Linked DNA regions of Homo sapiens: all the other regions are linked to region 3. A link is a contact called in ENCODE Hi-C or POLR2A ChIA-PET data. All regions are on one chromosome and are shown on one strand. Each heading gives the region's core, a stretch centred on a gene start or an enhancer-like site at or near the end of the contact. The rest is flanking DNA. Distances are from core to core; before and after follow the strand shown.

Evidence for each region. Hi-C counts contacts between places; a loop is a spot of excess contacts on that map. ChIA-PET counts read pairs that join two places held with the same protein, here RNA polymerase II (POLR2A). Pooled maps may share reads with other maps.
Region 1: a map of B cell shows a loop between it and region 3 (11-fold over the local background). The contact joins the promoter of MED18 here to the promoter of STX12 in region 3. A Hi-C loop is called at or near these places in 1 of 168 maps with a recorded cell type or tissue (B cell), 1 of 37 single-sample maps with no recorded cell type and 8 of 50 pooled maps. POLR2A ChIA-PET finds 5 or more read pairs at or near these places in 6 of 52 experiments (BJ, GM12878, PC-3 and 3 more).
Region 2: a pooled map shows a loop between it and region 3 (5-fold over the local background). The contact joins the promoter of PHACTR4 here to the promoter of STX12 in region 3. A Hi-C loop is called at or near these places in 4 of 50 pooled maps. POLR2A ChIA-PET finds 5 or more read pairs at or near these places in 3 of 52 experiments (HEK293T, WTC11 and activated CD4-positive, alpha-beta T cell).

Annotation. Positions count from the first base shown.
Region 1 is chr1:28,327,672-28,331,412 of GRCh38, forward strand. It overlaps MED18 (mediator complex subunit 18), which reads left to right and starts at 1,369. Exons shown (of 3, transcript NM_017638.3): 1 at 1,369-1,509; 2 at 2,926-3,064. The coding sequence starts at 2,992. RefSeq lists enhancers at 1,403-1,910, 1,911-2,418.
Region 2 is chr1:28,367,585-28,371,047 of GRCh38, forward strand. It overlaps PHACTR4 (phosphatase and actin regulator 4), which reads left to right and starts at 2,156. Exons shown (of 14, transcript NM_001048183.3): 1 at 2,156-2,241. RefSeq lists enhancers at 1,328-2,283, 1,934-2,228 and a silencer at 2,310-2,529.
Region 3 is chr1:27,771,299-27,774,933 of GRCh38, forward strand. STX12 (syntaxin 12) reads left to right here and starts at 1,921. Exons shown (of 9, transcript NM_177424.3): 1 at 1,921-2,127. The coding sequence starts at 2,010. RefSeq lists enhancers at 1,641-1,790, 1,757-2,257, 1,911-2,060, 2,258-2,758 and a silencer at 2,171-2,380.

The DNA of each region.
Region 1 (3,741 bases), core at 119-2,618, 560 kb after region 3:
CTCACTGCCAGCTCTGTCTCCCAGGTTCACACCATTCTCCTGACTCAGCCTCCCAAGTAGCTGGGACTACAGGCGCCCGCCACTACGCCCAGCTAATTTTCTGTATTTTTAGTAGAGACAGGGTTTCACCGTTAGCCAGGATGGTCTCGATCTCCTGACCTCGTGATCCACCCCCCTCGGCCTCCCAAAGTGCTGGGATTACAGGCGTGAGCCACCGCGCCTGTCCTCTTTTTACATTTTTAAAATCTTTTTCTGACATTTGTTTCTCAGCTGGAGTTGTACCAAAGCGCCTAACTGGTCGTTTTTCTTTAATTTTTTTCCAGACAGGATCTCCCTCTGTTGCACAGGCTGGAGTGCAGTGGCGCTATCTCAGCTCACTGCAACCTCTGCCTCCTGGACTCAAGCAATCCTCCCACCTCAGCCTCCCAAGTAGCTGGGACTGCAGGTGCGAGCCACTACGTTCAGCTAATTTTTTGTATTTTTTGTAGACACAGGGTTTCACCATGTTGTTCAGGCTGGTCTTGAATTCCTGAACTCAAGCCATCTGCCCGCCTTGGCCTCCCAAAGTGCTGGGATTACAGGCCTGAGCCACCGTGTCCGGCCTGGTCTTTTTTCTCTAGGCTCTCTCCTTTCCCAAACTTTTCTCCATGTTGTAGCCAGGGTTCTTTTAAAGCTCACATGTATTCTTTGGTATGGCACTGCAGAGTACTCCTGGATCTGGACCTACTCCTTTTCCAGACTCTTTTTTTTTTTTGAGACAGAGTCTCTCTCTGTAGCCCAGGCTACAATGCAGTGGCGCGATCTCGGTTCGCTGCAACTTCCGCCTCCCGCGTTCAAGCGATTCTCCCACCTCAGCCTCCCTAGTAGCTGGGATTACAGGCGCGCGTCACCATGCCCGGCTAATTTTTGTATTTTTAATGGAGACGGAGTTTTACCATCTTGGCCAGGCTGGTCTCGAACTCCTGACCTCAAGTGATCCGCCTGCCTCGGCCTCCCAAAGTGCTGGGGTTACAGGCGTGAGCCACCGCGCCCAACCCCTCAGTTCTTTTTTCTTTTGAAACCCACTATAATCTCTGTAAGTCCTATCAGTTCCAAGAGACTTTCTACACAAATACATCTCCAGGTTGTCAAACCTAAAAAGATTTTCCTAGAGCATGGCCTATGACGTCAAGGATCCAGGTAGCGCCCGGAGGAAAGCGCCAAAGGAGGCCGCCATCTTTCATACAGCAGCCCGGAATTTTGCGCATGCGCCTCTGATTGTCTGTCCGCAATGAAGCTCTTCGGCCTTCTCGGCACCCATACGTTTGGGAACGGCAGTTTCGAGGTTTGTGAGACGTCGGCTTCCGACCGGAAGTGAGAAGAGGAGGAAGTTGGCTGGTTGCACCGATCTGGGGGCTTCCCGGGCTCGGGTAACCGGAGTGCTGGTATCTAATCGTCGCTCAAAAGCTCCTAGGTGCGCGGGTGGATATAATTCCCGGCTTCTCGAGAAGACACTACAGCCTCAAGGAGGTGTGCTTCTAGTGTTTAATTGGATACGTGTTATGGATGCCGGCTTAGAAGGACCTATATACCATCATCTTAAAATAACTTCCCCTTGGCTCTCTCTCTCTTTTTTTTTTTTTTTTTTTTTTTGAGACGGAGTTTCGCTCTTGTTGCCCAGGCTGGAGTGCAATGGCGCGATCTCGGCTCACCGCAACCTCGCCTTCCGGGTTCAAGCGATTCTCCTGCCTCAGCCTCCTGAGGAGCTGGGATTACAGGCGCTCGCCACCAGGCCTGGCTAATTTTTTGTATTTTTAGTAGAGTCGGGGTTTCTTCATGTTGGTCAGGCTGGTCTCGAACTCCCAACCTCCAGTTGATCCGCCGGCCTCGGCCTCCCAAAGTACTGAGATTACAGGCGTGAGCCACCGCGCCCGGCCTTGGCTCTCTTTAAAAGGCATTTTTAGGCTAGCCGCAGTGTGGTCTCCCGCCTGTAGTAGTCCCAGCTACTCGGCTTGAGCCCAGGAGTTCGAGGTTATAGTGAGCTAGGAACTCCCCACTGCACTGCAGCCTGGGCTACAGAGCGAGATCCTGTCACCAAAAAAGAAAAGCGTACGGGGGAAGGCATTTTCAGAGAGATAGAACGCCTAGATGTTAGTTTGGTCCAAACTCTGCTACCAACTTGCTGTGTGTATCCTTCTGTCCCTCTCCAAGTCTCAATATCCTCATCTATAAAACGAAGGTCCCTTAAGTCACTTTTTCAGTTCTTCTGAATTTTGTTGCCTCTTTATTATCTCGTTTGAGCCACATAGCCTTGGGAGTTAAAAATCACTGGCCTTTGGCCGGGCACGGTGGCTCACACCTGTAATGCCAGCACTTTGGGAGGCCGGATCACCTGAGTATCACCTGAGGCCAGGAGTTCGAGGCCAACCTGGCCAACATGACGAAACCCCGTCTCTACTAAAAATACAAAAAAAATTAGCTGGGCTTGGTTGCGGGCGCCTGTAATCCCAGCTACTCGGGAGGCTGAGACAGGAGAATCGCTTGAACCTGGGAGGCAGAGGCTGCAGTGAACAGAGATTGCGCCATTGCACTCCAGCCTGGGCGACAAGAGTGAAACTCCGTCTCAAAAAAAAAAAAAAAAAAAAATCACTGGCCTCATTTTATAAGGAAGACATTGAGTCCCAGGGTGAGGGGTTATAGATAGGACTTTCTCAAGATTGCACAGGTAATGTGGAGGTTTCAGAACTTGAGACTAGAAGGTAATGCTGTAACTCCATGACCAGATCTCCTTTCTATATTTCTGTGTCATCAGTTCCTGGAACTGGCCATATAAGGAAATACTCAAACGTTTTTGAATGAATGAATCTTTGATTTGAAGGCCAGTGCCACAACAGATCTGGTCTCTCTCCACCACTTTGATGTATAAACAAGTGAACTCTTTTCCAGGTATATCCCGTGCCTTACCTGACTGGGGGCTCTGAGTCCAGTTGTGTTGTCTTCAACTTAGACACCATGGAGGCACCTCCAGTCACCATGATGCCTGTCACTGGGGGCACCATTAACATGATGGAGTACCTGTTGCAGGGTAAGTGAACTAGGGAACTTGGATTACCTGTTTTCCTCTTCTCTGTTCAGCTTCCCTTAAGATGAGAGACTTAACACAAAAGCAGCCTGCACAGTTTCTGGCACCCAGCTATGTTTTTAACTGTTACTTTAAATTATAGTTTTATATGCACTAAACATACTAAATTTGCCATCTTGGCTGGGCATGGTGGCTCACGCGTATAATCCCAGCACTTTGGGAGGCCGAGGTGGGCGGATCACGAGGTCAGGAGATGGAGACCATCCTGGCTAACACAGTGAAACCCTGTCTCTACTAAAAATACAAAAGAAATTAGCCCGGCGTGGTGGCGGGCACCTGTAGTCCCAGCTACTCAGGAGGCTGAGGCAGGAGAATGGTGTGAACCTGGGAGGCAGAGGTTGCAGTGAGCCGAGATCGCGCCACTGCACTCCAGCCTGGGCGACAGAGTGAGACTCTGTCTCAAAAAAAAAAAAAAATTGCCATCTTAACATATTTAAGTGTACAGTTCTGTATTGTTAAGTATATTAACATTGTTAAACAACAGATCTTTAGAACTTTGGTTTATTGTGAGTAGCTTGAAAAAATACTTAGTACAACTTTTTATTTCTTTGAGACAGAGTCTCAATCTGTCACCCAGGCTGGAACGCAGTGGCACAATAACAGCTCACTGCAACCTCTAT
Region 2 (3,463 bases), core at 906-3,405, 600 kb after region 3:
CTCCAGCCTTGGCCTTCCAGAGTGCTGGAATTACAGGCATGAGTTATCATGTGTAGCCTATTAATTTAAAAAAATATATTTTTTAATTTTATTTTTGAGACTGAGTTTCCCTCTTGTAACCCAGGCTGGAGTGCAATGGTGCGATCTCGGCTCCCTGAAACCTCCGCCTCCTGGGTTCAAGCGCTTCTCCTGCCTCACCCTCCTGAGTAGCTGGGATTACAGGGGTGGGCCATCACGCCCAATAAATTTTTGTATTTTTTTTTTTTAAGACGGGATCTCGCTCTGTTGCCCAGGCTGGAGTGCAGTGGCGCGATCTCAGATCACTGCAAGCTCTGCCTCCCGGGTTCACGCCATTCTCCTGCCTCAGCCTCCCGAGTTGCTGGGACTACACGCGCCCTCCACCACGCCCGGCTAATTTTTTGTATTTTTAGTAGAGACAGGGTTTCATTGCGTTAGCCAGGATGGTCTCGATATCCTGACCTCGTGACCCGCCCGCCTCAGCCTCCCAAAGTGCTGGGATTACAAGTGTGAGCCACCGTGCCCGGCCAATTTTTGTATTTTTAGTAGAGATGTGGTTTCACCATTTTGGAGAGGCTGGTCTCGAACTCCTGACCTCAGGTGATCTACCAGCCTCAACCTCACAAAGTGCTGGGATTACAGGCGTGAGCCACCGTGCCAGGCCAATAAATATATTTTAAATATTTTTTTGAGACAAGGTCTCCCTCTGTCGTCCAGGCTGGAGTGTAGCGACACCATCACAGCTCATTGCAGCCTGGACCTCCCCAGCTCAAATAATCCTCCTATTTCAGCCTCCTGAGTACCTGGGACTACAGGCACGTTCCATCATGCCCAGCTAATTTTTAAAATTGTTTTTGTAGAGATGGGGCCTCACTCTGTTGCCCAGGCTGGCAGGCTGGTCTCAAACTCCAGGGCTCAAGGGATCCTCCCGCCTTAGCCTCCCAAAGTGCTGGGATGAGAGGTGTGAGCCACTGCACCCGGCCAATTTTTTTTTCTTCTTTTTTCTTTTTCTATTGAGACAGGGTCTTGCTCTGCTGCCCAGGCTGGAGTGCACTGGTGCGATCTCGACCCCCCAGGCTCAAGTGATCATCTCACCTCAGCCTCCCACGTAGCTGGGACTACAGGAGCTTGGCACTAGGCCCCGGATAATTTGTTTGTTTGTTTGTTTGTTTGTTTTGCGACGGAGTCTTGCTCTGTCGCCCAGGCTGGACTGCAATGGCAAGATCTCGGCTCACTGCAACCTCCGCCTCCTGGGTTCAAGCGATTCTCCTGCCTCAGCCTCCTGAGTAGCTGGGATTACAGGCATGCGCCACCGCGCCTGGCCAATTTTTTTAATTTTATGGATAGTGTATTTGAAAAGTCACATCGATTTTTCTCCTGGAATGTCCTCTAGATGTGCCGTAGCTTCAAGTTTTACATGTAGGTCTAATTTAGGTTGTGTGATACAATGGGTTTGCATTTAGAAGGGTCCTCTGGCAGCAGCAAGGAAGGTTTTCGGAGGGTGATAGCCTAGGGCCTGAAACTACTGAGACTTGGAGAGAAGTGATGGTGGCTTTCACTAGGTGATAGTAGTGAAGGATATCGAAATGAATTAAAATACTGGGGATGTAGAATGACTGGACTTAATGGCTTGAGGGAAGTGTCCAGAATGATTCCTGGGTTTCTTACGCACAACACTGAGGGTAGATAACTTGCTTGTACGTTTTTTGCACTTCAAATTGGTCCTCAATAAATAGTTTTTCCTTTGGGGAGGTTATGATTGAAATTTGGCCAGTCAGGGATACAGTTTTCTCAAACAACACTCTTGTATCAGTTCCCTTTTTGGGTACTGCCTGGAGCCCAGTATTGAACCCTGTCCTCCCAAGCCCAAAGACCTTTGCCTCCCATAGTACCAGGAAAGGTGCCCAAGTTCTTTTACACACAAGGTGCGCAGAGCGGCCAGCGCATGCCCAGAGAGGTCGTAAGGAGGACGACCGCCCGGAGAGAAAGGACGCACGCTTCCCGCCATTTTGTTCAGCTTGCCGGGCAACCGGCCCCTGCTGGGGACTACAAGTCCCGTAAGCCTCCGCGGCGGCACGTCCTACCCTACACTGTCCAGCCGGCTCCCTTTTTCCCCCTCCCCGGGGGCCAAGGGCTCCGGCTGCTGCCTGGCGGCCAACGGGCCAGGTAGGATTTCCGGGAGAGGCTGCTGTGGAGGCTGAGGAGGCGGCGGCGGAGATCTGGGTAAGTTCAGCGAGCAAGGGAAAGTGAGCAGGACGCGCTCAGTATCAGGCTGCGGCCTCCTCTCAGGCTGCGGCCCCTTTCTTGGCTCTGCGAGAGGGTCCCGGTCCGGGCAGAAGGTAACGGCCCGGGTCGCCGTCGCTTCGGGCCAGGGCGGGGCGGGGCCGCCGCCTCCCTCCTCGGCCCTCCCACAACGGTCCAACCCGGGCTTCTCCGCCTGAGGCAGGGCCCGCGCAGGCTCGCCCTCTCCGCCCCCCGAGACTTGGCTGGGCCCTTTTGTCTGGGCTGCGTTGCTCCCCCTTTGTGTCCGTGCATGGAGTCTCCGCCACGGGGGAGCCTGTTCCCCCGGTCCCCAACAGGGACTGCTCCCTGGGGATCCGGTTACAGTAACCGGATCGGGTCAAAGTACATTTTTCAAAACCGTCCTGCCTCAGACCTCTGCACCCCTGCTGGGCAGAACGGGGGCTTCGGAGCCAGGCGGAGTTTCTGTAAAAACCTGGAGGTTATTATTTAACTTTCAAACATCAGCCTGGGCGGCTTCAGGGCACGAAACTCCCGACGTTTTTCTTGGTGGAGAGATGAGATTAAGGAAAAGAAGCGACCCCTCTCTCCCACCCTCTACACCCCGGCTCCGGGAAACCGGGAAGGCATCGAATTTGCTGCGATGTCTGTGCAGCTCACATCTGTGATCGGTGGACCAAAGAACCAGTGGTGAATGGTAGAATGGCAGTTCACGCACCTCCCAAATCTCGGAGGAGAGTGACTTACAGGGCATCACTGATTGCTTGCAAAAAAAAAAAACCCTCCAGTGCTTCATTCGGACACTCAGCTCCTCGCTCCTTCCAACCTCTTCCTTTTCTTGTTCTTTTTAAAACAAACAGTGGAAGGAAAAAGTCCTTCAGTGGAAGAATTTGCTTTATAGAGGAACCAGAAACCCAGTGGCTTCTAGAAGTCACTTACTTTTTCGCCAAATTAAAGAAATGAATTTCGGGCGTGGTGGCGCGCGCCTGTAATGCCAACTATTCTGGAGGCTGAGGCAGGAGAATCGCTTGAGGCCAGAAGTTCGCGACCAGCCTGGGCAACACAGCAAGACCCCATCTTAAAAAAAAAAGGAATGAAGCCCGTTTAGAAATGAAGCCAGTTTAGGGGATGAGGTGTGGTAGATTCTTACCGGAAACCGCGGAACTGCGTGGATTGTGGATTCGATCAAATTTGGCTAGATAAT
Region 3 (3,635 bases), core at 671-3,170:
AAAAGTGCAATTTACATGACTTGCTTAAGATTTGACATAAAACTACAGATTCTAAGAAACGGTAAGGTTTTATAATAATAACCAAAACAGGCTGGGTGCGGTGGCTCACGCCTGTAATCCCAACACTTTGGGAAGCCGAGGCGGGTGGATCACCTGAGGTCAGGAGTTCGAGACCAGCCTGGCCAACATGGTCAAACCCCATCTCTACTAAAAATACAAAAAGTACCCGGGCGTGGTGGTACACGCCTGTAATCCCAGCTACTCGGGAGGCTGAGGCAGGAGAATCGCTTGAACCCAGGAGGCGGAGGTTGCATTGAGCCGAGATTGCGCCATTGCACTCCAGCCTGGGCAACAGAGCAAGATTCTGTCTCAAAAATAAAATAAAATAAAATAACCAAAATAAGAGTCCCCAAATGTCATCCGTCTCTTTCTAGAGACAGGGAAAAAAAATGCTCTCATAAATTCTCCAACGAAAAATAGAGATAGTCACCCTTAAAAAATCCTAAGGCTGGTGGGTGGATTGCTTGAGCCCAGGAGTTTGAGACCAGCCTGGACAACATGGCCAAACCCCAACACTACAAAAAATATAAAAATTAGCTGGGCGTGGTGGCGCACGCCTGTAATCCTAGCTACTCAGAGGTTAGGTGGTAGGACCTCCTGAGCCCAGGAGAAGGAGGATGCAGTGAGCAGAGATCGCGCCACTGCACTCCAACCTGCGTGACAGAGCGGGACCCTGTCTCAAAAAAAATAAAATAAAGAAAAAATCCTAAGGCCATATACAGGCTCATTCACTTTGGGTCTCCTTTCATCCAGGCAAGCAGCTTTCTGTCTTTGCATTTTCCAAAGACTACAAAGCAGGCTGGGGTGGGGTGGGGTGGGGTGTAGAACACAGGAAACGCAGCCAGTTCCCCTTCACTTCTCACTATCTTGATCTCCTCCCAAACCAAAATCCTATGTCTTTCCTTTTAACATAGGCTTACAAAAATGCAGTTTTCTGTGGGAACATTGAGGTCATGCATTCCAAATTACTTAAGGGAACGATTTTTAAATTTTAGGAATCTAGTTCTCCAAGATATCCCGGCTTGGGATATAGATGAACGAGCTATTTGGGAGAGATTTAGACGAGAATGAATTTTAGAGAAGTAGCGAGGTGAGGAGAGAGTCAGCTTAGCGTTTGGGTTTTGCAGTCAAATTTCAGCAAGGCGAACTAACCTCGCTGGTCTTAATTTTCTCATCGGTAAGAGGGAAAATAATAATGCTTACTTTGATGAATTACTTTACTTCAACATTTAAAAAACCGACTCTCCGTTATCTATTCTAATGATAAAAATATAGATAGAGCATCGTCCCCTGCTGTGAAAAATCTTATGAACAAGTGAATTGCGGTGAGGATTCACATAGTATGTGCTCAATAAACATTATTTTATTGTTTAGATTAGAAGAGGGGTGGAGGGAGAAATGAAAGTGGTTTGGAAACCCCAAACACTACCAAAGCCCTGGGGATGGAAGTAGAGAGGAATTTCGGGTTACGATTTGGTTCCGGGTCTGAGTTTCAACGTTGAATTCTCCCATATTTGGGCCTGAATTCTCAGAACAGAATAGGATGTAAGGGCTGAGATCATCTGGTACAGTTTTATGCAAATCGAAAATTCTTGCCTCTTGTCACTGTGCCCTGGCGAGAAACAACACCTCCACCCAAGCTCATCCAATCTCAGCCCCAACTAGGTGACGTCATCTCCCCGCCCTGCATCCCCAAGCCTCGGGGAGTCCTGTCTCTAAGCTACAGTCCCAGCTCCAGTCCCAGCTCCAGTCCCAGCGGCGCCTGCGCACTTTGGACCGGGGCGGGGAGGACGCGTGCGCGCCGCGTGAGGGCGGGGCTAGTGCGCACGCAGCCTTAGCTCCTTCCCCGCCCTTGCTCTTCCCAGTTTCTCCGTCAGCCTGCGGGTCCCGGCTGGCGGCTGCTTCCGGTAGGAGAGCGGTGTAGAGCGAGCAGGTCTCAGCTCCTCGTCATGTCATACGGTCCCTTAGACATGTACCGGAACCCGGGGCCCTCGGGGCCCCAGCTCCGGGACTTCAGCAGCATCATCCAGACGTGCAGCGGCAACATCCAGCGGATCAGCCAAGCCAGTGAGCCGGGGTACCGAGCTGGGGGGCGGGAGCTGTCCCGGGGACAGGCCTGGGTGAGGCTGCCGGGACGCAGGGCCCGGCTGGGGCTACGGCCGAGGCCACACCTGGGGCTGTCTCGGGCTGTCCACCCTGGGGGCGGTGGGCTGCCATCCCCCAATCTGTCAGGCCCGGGTTGCCCGAGGGTCCCCGGCCCCAGCTGAAGCTTGAGCTGCTTCTCTGGAGTTCTGCCCCCACGGTGCTGGGACCAAAACAGCCGACTTGACAGCCCGAGGGTGGGAAGGGGAGTGTGTGTCACCTCGAGAGCTGTGAGTGCGTTGACTTGGCGCAGTGGTCAGCCGAGTTTCTCCTGTCACCCACCTTCCTCCCCACCCACCTCGCTTTCCTCTTAGACCAGTTTGGATGGGGTTGTTTACTGATTTAGCCTTTAGGTTTACATTCTGCTCAGCCCCTGGCTCCTCGGAAATCAGCAACTTTCAATTAAGGGAAGTGGAGAGTGCATGTGTTTGGGTGACTTCATACACAGTTCTTCCTGTAATGAATTCGGAAATCAGACACAATGACTGGTATTTGAAAGGTGGGATGACTTCATTTTAATAAAGAGAATTCACCAACAGCATTTCAATTTACATTATTTTGTCTTTTGTAACAAATAATTGGGGTGTATTTTTGGATTTCAGGCAGATGAGGCTTTTGTTTTCCTTCCCTACTTAGCTGCTCTTGAACAAATCTGGTACACAGGGAAGCTAAGACACTTAGCCACAACCACATAGCAAGTAAGGCATGGTAGAGTTGTTGGTGGAATTCAGAATGCTATTGCTTGTCTTAAAACTCCCTCCTCCCCATTAGGGTCTGAGTGAAACTGTAGCTGAATGAGTCAAATACAGGGTGTTTCTTGTGCTTGAAAATCATCTTGGAGCCTTATAAACAGGAGATCAGCAGCAGCTTTACTTGGAAAGAATGGTGGTCATCATCCTTGTTGTTTATTATTGTTTTGTGAGCTTGGCGTACTCTGTTAATAGGTAGAACTAGTTAGTCCTGAATTACAATTATATTCTATATTTTAAAGAGTGTCACTTTGCTTTCGTTTTTAAACTTTTAAAAATTTTTCTTTTTTGTAGAGATGAAGTCTTGCTATGTTGGCCAGGCTGGTCTCAAACCCCTGGGCACAAGCACTTCTCCCACTTTAGCCTCCCAAAGTGCTGGGATTACAGGCGTGAGCCACTGTGCCTAGCCTAATTTTTTTGATTTAAAATATTTTTAATTTATTTTTTCGAGACAGAGTCTACTTCTGTCACCCAGGCAGAATGCAGTGATCTGAGTGAAGTGGTACAATCCTAGCTCACTATAACCTTGAATTCCTGATCAGCTTGCTGAGTAGCAAGGACTACAAGGATGCATCTACCGTGCCAGGCTAATTTTTAAATTTTTTGTAGGGATGGGGTCTCACTATGTTGCCCAGGCTCACTTTGCTTTTAAATCTAAATGTATATTGTAGAATTTGAGAAGTA